2 separate regions of the Homo sapiens genome follow, and region 1 is linked to region 2. The links are chromatin loops, found by intact Hi-C in ENCODE. Cell type or tissue: OCI-LY7. All regions are shown on one strand. Links, peaks and the distances in the headings refer to the core of each region. The heading gives the core; the rest is flanking DNA.

Region 1 (5,374 bases), core at 87-5,086, 130 kb after region 2:
ATGTCAGCCAGGTGTAACAGTGATACCATGTGTCATTTTGATGCTGGCCTGACACATGGTGGCTTTAGAAAAGAAGGGACCTGTATAAAATGTGTCCTGGTCATAATCACATCTATCTCTAACATGACTGATGCCCCTACCCCAAAAGAAAAGTTAAGAGATAAACCCTTAATTTCTGAATAAACAGTAAATGCAGTTATACTGCTGCTGAAAGCTGTTTAAGGTCTTCATGATAAATGACATTTTGATTTTAAATAACCATGTAAAATACAAGGTTATTTTTGTATTTCTATTGAGGCAAGTCAGTTTCAGACAAGGGATTCTGTATAGGTCTGCTCGAGACTGAACGTGGGCACATCCACCATAGCCTTATGCACCATGACCGTGCCCTCACTTACCTCTGGCAGAGGGGCCTGTGTGCTGCGTGTCTGCTTGATGGCCTCCTCATAGCGGGGGGGATCTTTTGTCTTGGCGACTGGACTCCCAAATAGAGAGTGCTGGACGACAAATTGCTGGGGTGGCGGGGGTGAACTAGGCTGTGTCAAATAAAGGAGGAGTGCACATTACCTCTTGGCAATAAACCTCTCTTTTCCTGGCTAGACTCGGCTCTGCTGTTCTCTATGTAGTGGCCAAATCAGGGAATTCATGAGCAGGTTCTTTTAAGCACCTGTGAGGCTGACAGCACTGGTGGCCACCTTATGTGCGAACGATCATCTTCACTGTGATAATAGCTGAGCTCCTCCTTCACAAGTTATCACTGTATTTTCAACAATTTTATCCCATTAACATTAGTCACTCCAAGCCCAAAGCACTAGGCTTTGGAATGATTTGATGCCCCTGCGGCACTGTCACTGACACACAAGCCTCACAGGGTTACCTTGTTGGGTGTGTTAGGTCCATTTTGCAGGGATGGAAGCGGAGCATTTCTGGATTGAAGAACACTGTTGGAGGCCTTATTGATAAAGGGCTGCTGGACAGCTGGGGCAGGATGTCTCTGATATGGAAGAACTGTATTTGATGATGCTGAGTTTGTGAAAACCTGTAATGAATAAATGTTTCTCCATTAATTTGTTCTTTGGCTTTTCTTAATGAAGTAAAGAAAACCATGTTTTAGGACAGGGGTCAGCAAACTTTTTCTGTAAAGGGCTGCAGAGTATATAGCTTATGATTTGTGGGTCACCTGGCCTCTGTTGTTACCACTTGGCTCTGCCATTGCAGCCTGAAAGCAGCCACAGACAGTACATGGATAAATGGGTGTGGCTGTGTGCCAATAAAACTTTATCCATACAAACAGGTGGTGGGTTAGATTTGGCCCACAGGCCAGGGTTTGCTTACCCCTATTTTCGAGCATATGTGGTCCCTTTACGCAGTAACTTGCCTTTGATGGTGGTACAGACAGAGCTTTGTGGAAAAACAGTGCTTGCTCTTTATAATTCTCCTCTTAAATGATAGCTGAATTTCTTCTATTCCTCTCTAAGGTGGGCTCATCTACTCTCAAGTCTTTTTTTTTTTTTTTTTTTTTTTGAGACGGAGTCTTGCTGTGTCACCCAGGCTGGAGTGCAGTGGTGCGATCTCGGCTCACTGCAAGCTCCGCCTCCCAGGTTCACGCCATTCTCCTGCCTCAGCCTCCCAAGTAGCTGGGACTACAGGCGCCCGCCACCACACCCAACTAATTTTTTGTATTTTTAGTAGAGACGGGGTTTCACTGTTGTTAGCCAGGATGGTCTCAATCTCCTGACCTCGTGATCCACCCGCCTCGGCCTCCCAAAGTGCTGGGATTACAGGCTTGAGCCACCGCGCCCGGCCTACTCTCAAGTCTTCAATGGCCATGACTAAGCTAATAATCCCAAGCCACTGCTCTACTTCCAACCTTGCTCCCAGGCGTCAAAGCCACTTACATCATCATCTTAGGTATCTCAAATTTAAAATATTCCAAACGATTTTTCTCCTTTTTCCCATTACCCCCTGCCTCTCAGCTTCTGAGGGAAAATAATTCTTGGTTCTGCTTTTTTTAAAACTTAGGTAAATAGGACTATCAGTCAACTCTGCTTTCTCCCTCAGTGTTCACACATCTCAGCGACGCCGCTTGAATCTGCCTCTGCTCTCTGCTGTCCTGCGCCTGGCCTTCACTATCTATCACAGGGATTCTGCAGCAGCCTTGCGGCATAGACCCCCTGCCACAACGTGTTCTCAAGGCATGGCCCCTACCACACTCCTTGGCTCTCCTGATTTGGGTAAAACCCTAATCTTTGGCTGGCATGTAAGCTTCTTACTACCTGGCCCCCTTTCCATCCTACCTAAAACCTCAACCTGCTGTGGTCACACTCAATTTTCCAGTTTCTTGAAAATGTCTTCAAATACAAGCAAGGCCCCATGTAAAACTGGTCCCCTTTGGAGAGGCTGTTTTCTGTTCCAACAGGCAAAGGTGAGAACTTCTTGCTGTGGAACTCCAAAATGTTTTGTTTAGCACCTCCATCAAGAGCCACAAGTTTTAGGGTCTTTTACAAATATGTGGCCATACTGCTGATATTGTAACTGTATTTCATAGAACTTGGTTTGCTCAAAAATACTTAACACGTTCTATACCACTAATATTCTAAAAAACCTCTGTATTTCATAAGCAGGAAAGTCTATGTGTATATACCTCAAACAGTACAATCTCCATGGTGATGAGTTCTGTAAATATACTCCTATTTGAAAAAATTAATTTTCCTTAAATTTGGTAAAAAATTACTTCCTTTAAACTAGAAGTAATGATTCCTAATTCTAGTGTTTACAGACTTAGTGAAAAAGCCCTTATTTATCCTATCTACATATTATTTTTTCCTTTCCTCCCTAAAACAAATTGTCTTAACATTGGAACATTTACTAAGCTTTTAATTACACTAAAATGGTATTTCGAGCTTTCCCCAAACTCAGTAACATACAACCATGATTCCTCTCGCAGAGGAGATTCTGAAGCAGCACACGTGTTACATGTGACTGCAGCTGTCCCCAAAGCTGGTTTCACCCAGACAGTTCACACTATCCTGAGGCAGATCACAGGCACAACTCATTACCTGGGTTCTTTCATGTTGAAGAGTAAAACTCTGGGATTAATAATTTTCAAGGTTTAAAAGAGTAAGACCTATTTTTGAGGCATAAGATTTTTCTGGCAAGGAGATGTGCACATAGCTCCACCTACTGGCTACCGGGGAATGCGGGAGAATTTTTTTGGTAGTTATTTGTGTAGAGGACACTGAATCCTAGACCACCAACTTCATTTTAAAGATGAGGTAACTGACTCTCAGAGAAGGTAAGTGAATTCTGCATGAGGCCAAACACCTAGGCAATGGTGAACTGGAATTGATAAGACCTTCTGGGCTCTTAATCTGAGATGGCAAAGTCTTACAAATGTATTTCAAGATCTTACTCAGCATAAACATTTTGGGAGTATCTTTTTCATCTTCAAATACCTTTTCCAAGGGAACAGCATATCTTTTTTTCCACAGTATGTTTAATTTGAAAACATTTATTTTAAAATTCAGTAAATTTAATATATGAGGATTGAAAACAAATACTTTTGAAACTTTCCCTTGGAAAAGGGGTTAACTGCGAAGGCGAGCTATCTTTCAGTAATGAAAAGGTCTTTCTCCATTCCAAATAACTGGGAAATCTGCAGCCAAATGGCATCTGACCTAAGGCTCATTCTATGGGAGATGGATCACAGAAAAGAATGAACAGGAACTTCCCAGGGCGTTTACAAAGATGCTTGTTGAATGGATGATCGGAGGATGGTAAAAATCAGCGACATTCTATTGCTCCTTGGCATTTACAAACCTTTCTGACTTGTTGAGGCTGACTGAGCACATGCTGCGGGAACGTGTCTTGTGTCTGAGGTACAGTTGGGGCCAAGCCTGAGGCCAAGGCAGCAGTTGGTATTTGTGCAGCAGTTGCTATCTGAGGCTGAGTCTGCATTCCTGCTTGTGGTGAAGTCTAGGAGGTGAATTGAAAAAAACATCAATTTAATTGTCAGAATCAAAGTTAGAAATCAGAACTTAGGTGTAGAATCACTGGTCACTTGGGGATTGTATCTAAATGAAATAAGACCAAGGTTACAGATACACACTTCATCTGCACAGAAATCTGAACTTTAATGATTCTAAACCAGAGAGGGAAACATCAGACCAGTCACTGCATGCTCTTATTATTCCTAAGTAGCTAAGATTTTTCATTTGAAAATTTTGAGAAAATGGAAATGGAAATAATAAGAACCTAAGGCAGTTCTACACATAATAGCTCAGGTACTGTAATACTTGAATAACAGCAAGGCAACTCGTGAGACCTAACTGTCCCAATTGCTGCTTGCAAGCGGTGTGTGCATTCCCTAGGGAGAGCCAGCAATGGGGCCAGGGCGCCCTCAGACCCAAGGATAAAAACACGGTTCTCGTTTCTACTACAGCAATGGAAGATTTGGACCAAAAAATTTAAGGATTTATTATGGAATAGACTTTCAATTTCACAGATACCCTAAAGATAAAACAGAGGAATCAGAATTTTTGCATCTGCCAAAGGGTCTGTGGGCCCTGCCTCCTAACCACAGGGGTACGAGATGATTCCTCTCGCCTGTTTCAGGTATTTGGGTGTCGAGGCTGAGGAGCACTGCTTCAAATGGTTTCTTGTTCACTCGTGCTCCATGTTTGGTGAAAACTTACCAAAACTGCATGACACGGTAAATACATAGGTTATGTACGCACAAAAGGGAATTTCATGCTCATCAGTGTTTTCTCATCTCTTTCAATTACATCCTCACTCCTAAATTTGTGGTCATGTTTTCCTTAGTTTAGACATCTTCATATAAGCAGTGACTTTCAAGAACTAAATGTGGGAGGCAGAATATAAGAATGGGCATAAGAATAAAGGCTCTGCGGGCAGAACACCTGGGTTTAAATGCCAGCTCCATCCTTGGGGGAACTCCCTGAGTACTCCTAGGCCTCAGCGTCCTTATCCAGAGATGGGTGGTATCACTTAGATCTTCTAGGAGAAGGGAGGATTAAGTGAAGCCGGCCATTTAAAGTACTAGATGCTGTGCCTTGCCAGAAAGTGCTCAGCGGCAGACTATGATCACAATGATCACGTCACTGGTGTGTAAAAAAATGTCTGCATGGATGATACTGTGTTCATTCAAGGGAAAAGGTAACAGGACTAGAAAAGCATCCTGTGTTTTTTTCACTATATAAAAACAGTGCTAGATATTCAGATTTCTGAATAACCCTCTCACACATGCATACGTTTTCTCCGTGGGGTCTGCTCTGGACGCATTTATGGAAGAGCTCAGGTATGGTGCCTTCCTTAGCAGGGTTTGCATTCCATGCATGCTGTAAGGCAAAGTAGT
Region 2 (5,374 bases), core at 243-5,242:
TGGTATCTGGTCCATCTTCAATACACAGCGATGGGGATGGTCTCATGTCTCCCTCCCGCTCCTTGGTCTTGGCAAAGATGAAGGACCTCGGGCTTCTAGAAGGATCAGCGTGCAGACCAGGGCTTCTGCATAAAGCTCCCCTGATAGCCAAGAGACAGGCCTTTCTGTTTCCCCAGCTCCTCCCACCTAGGGTAAGCCCAGCTCTGGTCAACCACACCCTTCCTTCAGGCGATCAGGTAACAGGATATCCAAGTGACACAGGGCAAATCTCTTCCCCTTCCAGCCTCAGTAAGCTCATCTCCGTGGCCAGAGTGGAACCCGTTAGACTTTCCCATGTCCAAATTCCAGGATCCCTTTTTTTTCTTCTTCATATGAATGGGATCAAATAACATGTGACTTTTGTGTCTGGTATCTTGCATTTAGCATAATGTTTTCAAGGCTCATTCCTGTGTCAGCACTACTTTTTTTTTTTCCTGCCAGATGTACGTTCATAAGTACTTAATTTTTTTTTTTTTTTTTTCTGGAGACAGAGTTTTGCTCTTTTTGCCCAGGCTGGAATGCAGTGGCATAATCACAGCTCACTGCAACCTCCGCCTCCCCGGTTCAAGGAATTTTCCTGCCTCAGCCTCCTCAGTAGCTGAGATTACAGGCATGCACCACCACACCTGGCTAATTTTTTGTATTTTTAGTAGAGACAGGGTTTCACCATGTTGACCAGGCTGGTCTCAAACTCCTGACCTCAAGTGATCAGCCCACCTCGGCCTCCCAAAGTGCTGGGATTACAGGTGTGAGCCACCACACCTCAGCCTCCAGAGTAGCTGCCTCAGCCTCCAGAGTAGCTGGGATTATAGGTGTGCACCACCACACCTGGGTAATTTTTGTTCTTTTAGTAGAGACGGGGTTTTGACATGTTGGCCAGGCTGGTCTCAAACTCCTGCCCGCTAGTGATTCACCCGCCTTGACCTCCCAAAGTGCTGAGCCACCAAGCCCAGCCCCAGCAAGTCTTTTTTTTGTTTGTTTATTAATGGCTAGGACTTCATTTGTTAATGGCTGAGTAATACTCCATTGTGTGGACAGACCAGTTACTTCTCTGGACATCTGGGTTGTTGCCCCTCTTTGGCTGTTACCAGTCATGCTGCTGTGAACTCTCATGCATAAGTTTTTGTGTACACAGATGTTTTCAATTCTGCTGGGCATATGCCTGGGAGTGGAATTGCTGGGTCACAGGGTGATTCTAAGTTTGTTTGTTTGAGGGACCTCCAGGCTGTCTTCCATTGATGCTGCACGTTGAACATGAGGGCTCATTCTGAATTCTCTACATTTACTTCCCTGTTAGGGGAAATCTCAGGGTTTTAGAAAAAAGCTGCAACAAAAGAAGTGGCCGCCCGTCCAGCCATGAAGCCTAACGAATTGCTTGGGACCTGTTGGCCCCTTTACCCTGGAGATCCACCCTCTGAGCTCTGCCGCGTGCCAGTTCCGCTATTGGGAGGAGCTCAGGAGGATGATGAGGATCCCAGAAAGTTCTATGCCCACTGCTTTCATCCTGGCTGTAGCCTGCCAGGAGGGCACTGTTATTATTATGGCCACTTTTTTGGATAAGAAAGTGAGGGCTCAGACATTATAAGACTTGCTGGGGCCTGTAATCCCAGCACTTTGGGAGGTAGAGGTGGGCAGATCACGAGGTCAGGAGTTCGATACTCTCCTGGCCAACATGGTGAAACCCCGTCTCTACTAAAAATACAAAATTAGCCAGGCATGGTGGCGGGTGCCTGTAATCCCAGCTACTCAGGAGGCTGAGGCAGGAGAATTGCTTGAACCTGGGAGATGGAGGCTGCAGTGAGCTGAGATTGTGCCACTGCATTGCAACCTGGGCAACAGAGCAAGACTCCATCTCAAAAAAAAAAAAAAAAAAGACTTGGGGCTGGGCTTGGTGGCTCAGCACTTTGGGAGGTCAAGGCGGGTGAATCACTAGCGGGCAGGAGTTTGAGACCAGCCTGGCCAACATGTCAAAACCCCGTCTCTACTAAAAGAACAAAAATTACCCAGGTGTGGTGGTGCACACCTATAATCCCAGCTACTCCGGAGGCTGAGGCAGGAGAATCGCTTGAACCTGGGAGATGGAGGCTGCAGTGAGTCGAGATCGCACCACTGCACTCCAGCCTGGGCGACAGAGCGAGACTCTGTCTCAACAACAAGAAAAACACTTGCTGGATGTCACACAGCCTCATAGTGACCCACCTGGGATCTGAAGCCAGGTGGCCTGACTCCAGGCTCTGTGACTGTAACCATGAATCTGCACTGCCAATGCCCCTTGTCCCCGAGCTGGTGGGGGCCTGGGGTGCACGTGGCGCTCTCTGCCCTCTGATATTTCAGCCGTAGAGGGGTCTGCCTCTGTTTGAAGAACCTGGGGGTGGAGATTCCATGTTGATGGCAAGAGGCCTCCTTTCTCTGATCCCAGGGGAGAAAAAAAGTGGGAAGGGGGCATACTGCCAGCCGCCTGGCCCCCCTGCCCTGTGCCCCTCACACAGCTGGCACCAACGTCAGTTCATGTTGCCCAAGCCATCTGGCTGATTAACCATGGCTGCCATCCCCAGGAGGCTCCTGGAGCATCAGAATGAGCTTATTACTCGAACAACAGGGCCCCTTCCCTCCTTGGAACTCCTGCCTGCCTCTCTCTGGGGACCTGTCCTCAGAGGGACTGGTGGGGAGGGAGGAATAGCTGGGCAAAGTCCTGCCCACGGCTGCCCCAAGAAGAGGGTACCTACAGCTTGCTTTAGGACAAGGACATGTAGGAAGGCCCCCTGGCCAGGTCATGTGCTCAGGCAGGGTCTGTCTGTCTAGAAGAGTCTCTTTTTTTGAGAGGAAGTCTTGTTCTGCTGCAGTGCAAAAGCTCACTGCAACCTTCGCCTCCCGGGTTCAAGTGATTCTCCTGCCTCAGCCTCCCGAGTAGCTGGGATTACAGGCACGTGCCACCACACCCAGCTAATTTTTATATTTTTAGTAGAGACGGGGTTTCGCCATGTTGGCCAGGCTGGTCTTGAACTTCTGACCCCAAGTGATCCTCCTGTCTTGGCCTCCCAGAGTGCTGGGATTACAGACGTGAGCCACCACACCAGGCTGGGAGTCTTTATTTTTAATTTTTTTTCTATTTCTAATTTTTAATGCATTTCAAACCGGGGTCCTTATTTTTTTGTCTTTTTTTAAACTATAAAGAAACAGGGTCTTGCTATGTTGCCCAGGGCGGTCTTGAACTCTTCGAGTCAAGCAATCCTCCCATCTTGGCCTTCCAAAATGCTGGGATTACGGGTGTGAGGCACCGCGGCTGGCATAACCAGAGTCTTTAGATACCTCTCTGGGCCCTGGGAGGCTGCCTTCATTTCAACAGCTTTAGTGAGACATACTTTACATACCATAAAATTCCCTCATCTGAAGTGTTCAATCCTATGAGTTTTAGTAAATCTATGTCATTTTGCAACCATCACCCCAAACTAATCTTACACATTTCCATCGCTCCAAAAAGAAACCATGTAGCTGGCCAGGCGCAGTGGCTCACGCCTGTAATCCCAGCAGTTTGGGAGGCCAAGGAGGAGCAAAGTCACATCTTACATGGTGGCGGGCACGAGAGAGTGTGTGCATGGGAACTCCCCTTTATAAAAGCATCAGATCTCATGAGACTTATTCACTCTCATGAGAACAGCAGGGGAAAGACCCACCCCCGTGATTCAGTTACCTCTCGCTGGGTTATGGGAGCTACAATTCAAGATGGGATTTGGGTGGAGACACTGACAAACTGTATCATAGGTTCATGCCCAAACACAGAGAGCCTCAGGCTAGGAGCCATCAGATCTCCGGGGCCTTCTTCCCTCCATGACCCCAACCCACCCTAATTCTGGCCATCCGAGCCTGAGCTGCTGCTCTGATGATCCCAGTGTGAGCCCAGAGGCAGCCAGCCCGTTTCCGACTACTGGGAGAACCCCAGGGCTGCTGTCTGTGCCTCCCGCTTTGGGCTTGGGTCCTGTGAACTTGTGACCTCTGCGGGAGAAAATCTCCCAGCAGACGGGGTTGACTGGGGCCTGAGCAGGAGGCCTGACATTGGCTCTGGTGCCTGACATGAGTTGGCTGAGTGTGACAAGAGGCTCCCTGGACAGAAGAAACAGTCATTTCCCAAAGTGCTTTCTGGGAATGATGGAGTTGGAAGCCCTGGGTTCAAATCCCCTCCCTGGCCCTCACTAGGCATTGCTGTTACCTCTCCGCATCTGTTTCCTCTTCTGCAAAGTGGGATGTAATCCATCTCAAAGCATTAGCTGTGGTTAAAGAGAATCAGGCGAGAATCAGGGTGTCACCTCCTCCAGGTCGGGAGAAAATGCTCTCCTATGGATTTCTGCAGCCCCTGTGCGTGGCTGGGGTCCCAGCACTGGTCACACAAGGCTGTCCTTTTCCGTCTCCCCTGGCTGACTTGGCTCCTTGGGAACAGAGAGTGTGCCATATTCACCTCTGTCCCCAGCTCCTCCTTGGGCCTGGTGCAGAGTGGGCGGCAGGGACTGAATAGCTGAAATGACAATCCCTCCTAGGCTGGGCGTGGTGGCTCATGCCTGTAATCCCAACACTCTGGGAAGCCGAGGAGGGAGGATGGCTTGAGGCTTGAGCCCAGGAGTTTAAGACCAGCCCGGGCAATACAGCCAGATCATATCTCTACAAAAATTAGTTGGGTGGGGTTGTACGTGCCTGTAGTCCCAGCTACTCGGGGTGCTGCGGTGGGAGGGTGACTGGAGCCCAGGAGTTCGAGGCTACAGTGAGCTATGATCACGCCACTGCACTCCAGCCTGGACCACAGAGCGAGACCCTGTTTCTGACATATTTAAAAGAAAAAAAATTTCTCCTCCTGCAGTAGCTCTGGGTTTGAGGATTTGGAAAGCTGGGCCTGGGGTCTCAGGACGGGTGGGCTTCTTCCTTGTCTTAGGTGGCCAAGGACAGCACCAGGCTGGGCTCAGGGTTCACGGGGGAAGGCAGGGAGCTGCTGGATGTGAACAGGGTGGGAGGGCTCCGTGCCCGGCTCCTTGCTCTGCTGCCCGTGTTGGGCGTGGGCCTGGAGCCGGCCCTCACGGGGTTCTAGAACAAGGCCAGCCAGTGCCTGACCCTCATTTTCACTGGCTGCTATCGTGGCTTGTCCTGGCTTCCCCAGGCGCGGCTCTCACCCACCCTAGCCCTGGGTGGTCCGTGCCCCTTCCTTGACAGATTCGGTCCCCAGGGGGGCTGCCCTACCCCATGGGATTTGATGTCATGGCCCTTTCATGCTTAAAAGGAGCAAAATCTGGTGGAACGGGGTCCAGCTCAGTGTGTGCGTCCTAGGCCTGGCTGTCCATCTCAAGGAGTT

The links. A loop is a pair of places that touch in the nucleus more often than their neighbours do. Peaks named below come from ENCODE experiments on the same cell type or tissue, not always from the same donor. Only the 100,000 strongest peaks of a DNase experiment are listed, where the experiment ranks them.
Region 1: it touches region 2 in a loop (23-fold over the local background); 1 of 110 quality-filtered maps calls a loop at or near these places.

What each region holds. Positions count from the first base shown.
Region 1 is chr16:14,247,527-14,252,900 of GRCh38, reverse strand. MRTFB (myocardin related transcription factor B) reads right to left here. Exons shown (of 17, transcript NM_001308142.2): 13 at 3,820-3,975; 14 at 878-1,039; 15 at 399-536. Among named protein-coding and RNA genes, the nearest start is that of TRT-CGT2-1, 36 kb to the left of the region's middle. In OCI-LY7, for the core only: CTCF peaks have their summits at 2,936 and 3,173 (motif pointing left); a DNase peak (open chromatin) is centred at 3,190.
Region 2 is chr16:14,373,316-14,378,689 of GRCh38, reverse strand. No RefSeq gene overlaps it. Among named protein-coding and RNA genes, the nearest start is that of LINC02130, 5.7 kb to the right of the region's middle. RefSeq lists an enhancer at 2,351-2,851 and a silencer at 4,198-4,373. In OCI-LY7, for the core only: a CTCF peak has its summit at 2,373; a DNase peak (open chromatin) is centred at 2,259; H3K27ac peaks cover 507 bases.